2 separate regions of the Homo sapiens genome follow, and region 2 is linked to region 1. A link is a contact called in ENCODE Hi-C or POLR2A ChIA-PET data. All regions are on one chromosome and are shown on one strand. The core of a region is the stretch at or near the end of the contact, and the rest is flanking DNA. Distances in the headings are between cores, read along the strand shown.

What was found. Hi-C counts contacts between places; a loop is a spot of excess contacts on that map. ChIA-PET counts read pairs that join two places held with the same protein, here RNA polymerase II (POLR2A). Pooled maps may share reads with other maps.
Region 2: a loop to region 1 is called in a pooled map, with 3 times the contacts of the local background. The contact joins two enhancer-like sites. A Hi-C loop is called at or near these places in 1 of 168 maps with a recorded cell type or tissue (endothelial cell of umbilical vein) and 7 of 50 pooled maps. POLR2A ChIA-PET finds 5 or more read pairs at or near these places in 4 of 52 experiments (Panc1, activated CD4-positive, alpha-beta T cell, activated CD8-positive, alpha-beta memory T cell and 1 more).

The regions. Positions count from the first base shown.
Region 1 is chr10:3,933,621-3,936,686 of GRCh38, reverse strand. It overlaps LINC02660 (long intergenic non-protein coding RNA 2660), which reads right to left. Exons shown (of 3, transcript NR_183984.1): 3 at 875-1,008. Among named protein-coding and RNA genes, the nearest start is that of LINC02660, 23 kb to the right of the region's middle. RefSeq lists enhancers at 1,164-1,213, 1,234-1,283, 1,324-1,513. Within about 2 kb of position 1,451, at least 27 of the 41 ENCODE cell types and tissues checked have a DNase peak (open chromatin) inside an H3K27ac peak, as active enhancers do; they include endothelial cell of umbilical vein, where a contact is called at or near this core.
Region 2 is chr10:3,192,073-3,195,012 of GRCh38, reverse strand. No RefSeq gene overlaps it. Among named protein-coding and RNA genes, the nearest start is that of PITRM1, 21 kb to the right of the region's middle. Within about 2 kb of position 1,622, at least 3 of the 41 ENCODE cell types and tissues checked have a DNase peak (open chromatin) inside an H3K27ac peak, as active enhancers do; they include endothelial cell of umbilical vein, where a contact is called at or near this core.

The sequences.
Region 1 (3,066 bases), core at 202-2,701:
CTCCAGCATTGGGGATTACCTTTCAACATGAGATTTGGGTGGGGACACAGAGCCCAACCATATCACCCCCTCCTGTCTTGAAATGCCAGGGCTCCCTCCCCAGCCCCACCTGAAGGCAAAGTTCTAGAACCACCCTGAGACAATGAGCCAGTTGCTTCAAATTGAGCATGAAACCACTCAGCGTCCAGAGCAAAGGAAATACATAAAGTGCCTAAATTGGCCTAATGGGATCTTAGTAATCAAATATATCATCATCTGTACATTTTCCATATTACGGTGGGAACACTTTGTAGCCAGCCTAGCTCCCCTCCTGTTCCTGTTAGAATTTTGTTCTTAGAATAAATTTACATCCGTCCCCTGGTGCCAGGGTTCAGGCTGTGTTGCACTTTTCATTATAAGCCATGTTTACCGAAGGTTTACAACTTGGCTGTAAAAACCGGTTGGCACCGAAACTGGAAACTTGGCATGAACAAATTGGCATAAACATTGGCCGGAAGCAGTTTTTCTATCTAAATCTGAGAAAAACAGACTAGGTCATTTTCAAGTTATTTGTGTTATTCATGCATAAATAAAATGAAGCTTGACAGCTTCAAACAGTTGTTTGCTTTTGCGCTCTTCAAAAATAGATTGGATCCAAGAAAAGTAACATTTGGTAAACAAATACTCCATGACGGACTGTAGAAAAAACGAAAGGAAAAAAGAGTGGAGTGCAGTACATTAAATAGAAAGGGAAGATGGAAGCGTTTCAAAAGTCACTTTGTGTCAGAAAGTGGAGTCAGGAAAGGTATTATTAGGTGATTATGTGGTTTCTAGAGGCAAATTTAGAGATTCCTCTGGACTCTAAATTAATAGTGTAAACAAGCAGAGAGCAAGCTTTCAAATAACATAATTTATTTTTTTGAGATCTGAAGCACATCTAAACAACACAAGCTAACTAAATAGATGATGTTCAGGCAAGGAAGAACCAAGTGATTTCTAAATATGTTTTCTAACAGCAGTAGGCTTGGCCTGTAAAACAAACAAACAAAAAGTTTAAAAACTGGGGGAAGAAAAAAACAAAATATAAATGATATAGTAAAACATCTTGGTTGAAAACAATAGCATCAATGTCTGATCTTTCCGCTCATCTATGTATCGAATTAAGTTTAGAAATGCAATTTGTGGGTTTTGAATTCCAGCAGCCAGTAGCAGCTCTCTAAAGAGGGAAAGTGATGGTGCCGACCGCTCCCCAAAGAATGCCTTTTTGGCAAATTTAAAAGTCAGCCTTGACGTCAAGTGACTCCTGAGAAGGCTCCGCATTGAGTTCTGTGAAGCGTGGGCAGATCGGACTTTCACTCTCAAAACTCTGTCGGGGGATGACTACAGACACAGTTTAGGGCAAAATAAAACCAAGCCAATTCAAACAGAAAGTAAAAATAAGTCAGAGAGGAAAGAATGTGGAGGATGGACCAGGCCTGCTGGGGCCCGCGCTCTGTAACAAGCGCCCCTTGGGGAAGGAGTTGTCTCACAGGCTTGCTTTTTATTGATGTTCCTTCCTAACGGTTGTTAGCAGCAGTTAAATCCATATGGTTGTTCTTGGCAAAATGGATCTTGTCCTCTATTTGTAAAGTCTTGTTTCACCAAACTATAGGCAGAGTAATAGAATTCTATCATTGGAAGTGGAAGAATTTTCCACCTGGGGATTTCACCTGAATGGCACCTTTGGCCATTACCTGGCTCTTAGGATCAGCATGGTTCCATCCACGTGGTAATTCAAGCTAACAATTATCTTGGGACACATCTCAAAACTATTAACTCCCCAGAATGATCCACAGTGTTGATTCTCGGGTGGATGCTCCCAGTGTTTCCTCCTTCAGAGAAAGCTATGAAATCACTTGTTCACCCTAATATCAAGATTGTTCCAGCTGGTTGCAGTGGCTCACGCCTGTAATCCCAGCACTTTGGGAGGCTGAGGTGGGCGGATCACATGAGGCCAGGAGTTCGAGAGTAGCCTGGGCAACATGGCGAAACCTGGTCTCTACTAAAAATACAAAAATTAGCTCAGCATGGTGGTGCCTGCCTGTAATCCCAGCTGCTCAGGAGGCTGTGACAGGAGAATCGCTTGAACCCAGGAGGCAGAGGTCAAAGTGAGCCGAGATCGCGCCAGCCTGGATGACAGAGCAAGACCCTGTTTCAAAAAAAGAAAAAAAAGAAAAGATTGTTCCGATAGCAACTATAGCAATGCCATGTCATTGAGGATTCCAACTTGTCATGTGCTTCCTGGATAGGGTTTTACACCCTAGAGAGTTCTCTTCCACATTGAGAAGTATGAATAAACACATGCAATGACTCCATTGACACTATTCTTTAGAGATGAAGAAATTAAAGACCTAGGGCACACTATCGGGGTTCCACAGACCAGAGACAAAACAACTCAGCAATTAACAGGCCTCACAGAAACGAGTTTGGGAACCCCTCAGCATTTCTGCAGAATTTGCAGTTATTTCTAAGTATATTCCCTCCAGGTGCACGGTTAGCTAATCTTACCAGTCCCATAGATTCCTTGAGGGACTGGTTTACATCTTATTTTTGTATTCAGTTCCTAACACGGTGCCTGACACTCCAGGGCTTCAGCAAAATACTGATGCTATGATATGGGTAAGCGTTTCTATCTATAAATAGAGAGAGAGAGAGAGAGAGAGGTGTTTTGGTTTTGTTTTCTTTTAACAGACTGGGGAAGAAAAATGTTTGGAGGCTAAAATAAAATTTGCACCAATCAGCGTAAATGAGTGAGTTGTCTGGAAATGCCACATTGTAGATCTGAAATGCCATTATCTACAGGGAGCAGGTGCCCTCAATTGGGGACTTGATACAGTTTGGCCGTGTCCTCACCCAAATATCATCTTGAATTGTAGCTCCCATAATTCCCATGTGTTTTGAGAAGGACCTGTTGGGAGATAATTAAGTGATGGGGCCAGTTTCCCCCATAATGTTTTTGTTTGGACACTATGATCAGAGAGAACTGATGACTTCTACAACAGTCTGCTCTTCAGCTCAATATTCCACCACCAACAGACCTTGGGTTTT
Region 2 (2,940 bases), core at 373-2,872, 740 kb after region 1:
TTCCATCTGACTCTTCAGGACACAAACTCTCAGGTTTCCACTCCATTTCCCAAAGGGGTCTGTGCACACAGGGGGCCCCAGCCCAGCCCAGGAGCCACCAGGGCCTCCAGTCAGAGGACAGAGTAACAAATTTCAGTGAGGACAAATAGAAAAAACAGTAAGAGGGTAGAAGTGGAGTTAATCAGTTCATTGTTCCCTGTTTCCCTGAACAGAATTTTTTTTTAAGACGGAGCCTTGCTCTGCCACCGAGGCTGGAGTGCAGTGGCGCAGAGCAGCCTTGAGCTCCCGGCTTCAATCCATCTTCCCGTCTCAGCCTCCCGAGTAGCTGGGACCACAGGCATGTGCCACCACACCCAGCTAATGTTTTGTATTTTTTGTAGAGACAGGGTTTCGCTCTGTTGTCCAAACTCGTCTCAGACCCCTGAGCAGAAGCAATCTGCCTGCCTCAGCCTTTCAAAGTGCTGGGACTACAGGCATGAGCCGCCGTGCCCAGCCAGGATACTTGAAAATCTCAATATCATGAATTCGTTGCATATTATTTTGAATTCGTGTTAAACTGAACTATAGATATTCAGAAGATATTTTCGTTTTTCTCTTTTTTCTTTATTTTTAAACTTCTCTTGTTTCCTAATAAGGCTTTATCTCTCAATACTAAACATTGGCAATGCATTGTGTGGGTGGAAACAAGATTCCTGTTCCCTGGAAATTGGAAGGCAGATGGTGGCTTTCCAATGTCCATCAACTGCCAGGAGTTAAAGTGAGGGAGACACAGACAGGTGACCCCAGAAGCCATGTTTCTCCACATGTAAAGGACATATTTTCGGCTTCCCTACTCCCCTTTCTCTTGACGTGTCTCGCTGCTATTTATGGAGTTCGGGGTTGTCTGGTGATGCAAAGCCGCATTGCATAAACCTCTGTGCAGTAACACACCTTTGGGTGGACATGAGAGGTCCCTTAGTTTACTCTGTGGTGCTCATGGACACCATGTCCATGGCGTCCACTAAGAAAGCGTCATTCAAACCAGCTGCTGTCACTCTTCTCTTACCCAGGACACACCAGGCACCCGAAAACTACAAAGTGAGGGAAGGTTACTGGAGGGGTAGCCCTTCTACACAAAAAGTGGTTTGTCAAAACTATAGCTAGAAGGTAGTCCAGTCAAATGGCATTTGCCTTTTGACTTTATATCTTCAGGAGTTTGGGCAGCAAGTGAAAGAAACCAGCTTAAAGCTATAAAACTGGAAAATCCAGGAGTAAAGATGGCGTAAGGCAGGGTGAGTAGAGGGTGCAGAGCATGGGACCATCGTCCTTCCCTCTCCTGCCCTGCCTGGCTTTCCACGGCTTCATTTCGGGGAGGCTTAGTCTGTCTCTCAGAAACCCAAGTGAAAAATAAAAGTAACTTTCCTAAGAGTCCCCCAAAATTCTAGAATTGAGTTTTTGCTGACTTAGTCATTTGTTCATTCCTTATCCAATCACTGTAGCCTGAGGCAGGGAAACGCTCTGATGGGCCAGGCCTCCAGCTCAGAGGTGAGTCCAGGCCACGTGCTATGAATGGAGAGCTATTGTCTGGGGCAGGAGGCAGAGGAAGGAGGGCTCGCGCCGAGTGAAACGAAGAGGGGAAATATGAATGAATGTCTCGGAAGCAAAAGCAGCACACACCCACTCCAGACGCCACGCCCAGAGCTCCAATTCCCAACAGGGGCGCCGCGCATTTCTTTACAAATTATTTACAACAGGGCACCGCACAAGCCCCCTGTCCTTTTAGAGCGCACCGTGACGTTCCATCCCTTTCCAGCGACAGTGGCTCTGTTTCACTCTTCCTGTTTAAAATGCCAGCCTAGCAGTATGAATTGGTTGTGAGTTTGAATAACTGTCATGAAAGCAATTTTAGTAAAAATAAATAAACCATGTGAAGGACATATTTACTCAACGCAGAGCCCTTGCCAAGGAAATTGTCAAAGTTAGAAGAAAGGCAGCCACCTAGTGGCAGCATCCTGTCATAACACTGCTAGAGTTGGGGAATTCAACTCTATTTAGGGGGAAACTATTGTTATCAGTGAGATGAAATACAATTATTTTAAAAATATATTATTTGCCCCATTTTTGAGACTGGGTCTTGCTCTGTAGCCCAGGCTGGAGTGCAGTGGTACGATCATGGCTCATTGCAGCCTCTACCTCCTGGACTCAAGTGGCTTCCAGAGCAGCTGGGACCACACGTGCGCACCACCACACCCAGCTAACTTTTTTAATTTTCTGTAGATACGAGGTCTCACTATGTAGTCAGAGCTGCTTTTGAACTGCTGAGCTCAAGTTTAGAGGAAGCCTTTCAGTGCAGTGAGAGACTTTTGTGGGGGGGTCCCTCAGCCACCTGGAAATGACTGTCATCCAGGAAGTTATTTTCTACCCACCTCAGCCTCCCAAAGTGCTGAGATTACAGGTGTGAACCACTGCACCTGGCTTTATTTGCCCCTTTTAAAACAAAGCCAGCCGGGCGCGGTGGCTCACGCCTGTAATCCCAGCACTTTGGGAGGCCGAGGCGGGCAGATCACGAGGTCAGGAGATCGAGACCATCCTGGCTAACAGAGTGAAACCCCGTCTCTACTAAAAAACACAAAAAAATTAGCCCGGCGTGGTGGTGGGCGCCCGTAGTCCCAGCTACTCGGGAGGCTGAGGCAGGAGAATGGCTAAACCCGGGAGGCGGAGCTTGCAGTGAGCCGAGATCGCGCCACTGCACTCCAGCCTGGGAGACAGAGCAAGACTCCGTCTCAAAAAAAAAGAAAAAGCCAAATTCCATCTATAAATTCACTTGTGGAATAGTTATACAGAAACTATTTTCATTTCATTTCATTATGCCTATGTTACGTTAAACCCTGCTCCTGGTTTACTCCCTGAACCTGGGATTTCTAATACATATGGTAAGATTTTCAACTGCTGTATTTCACT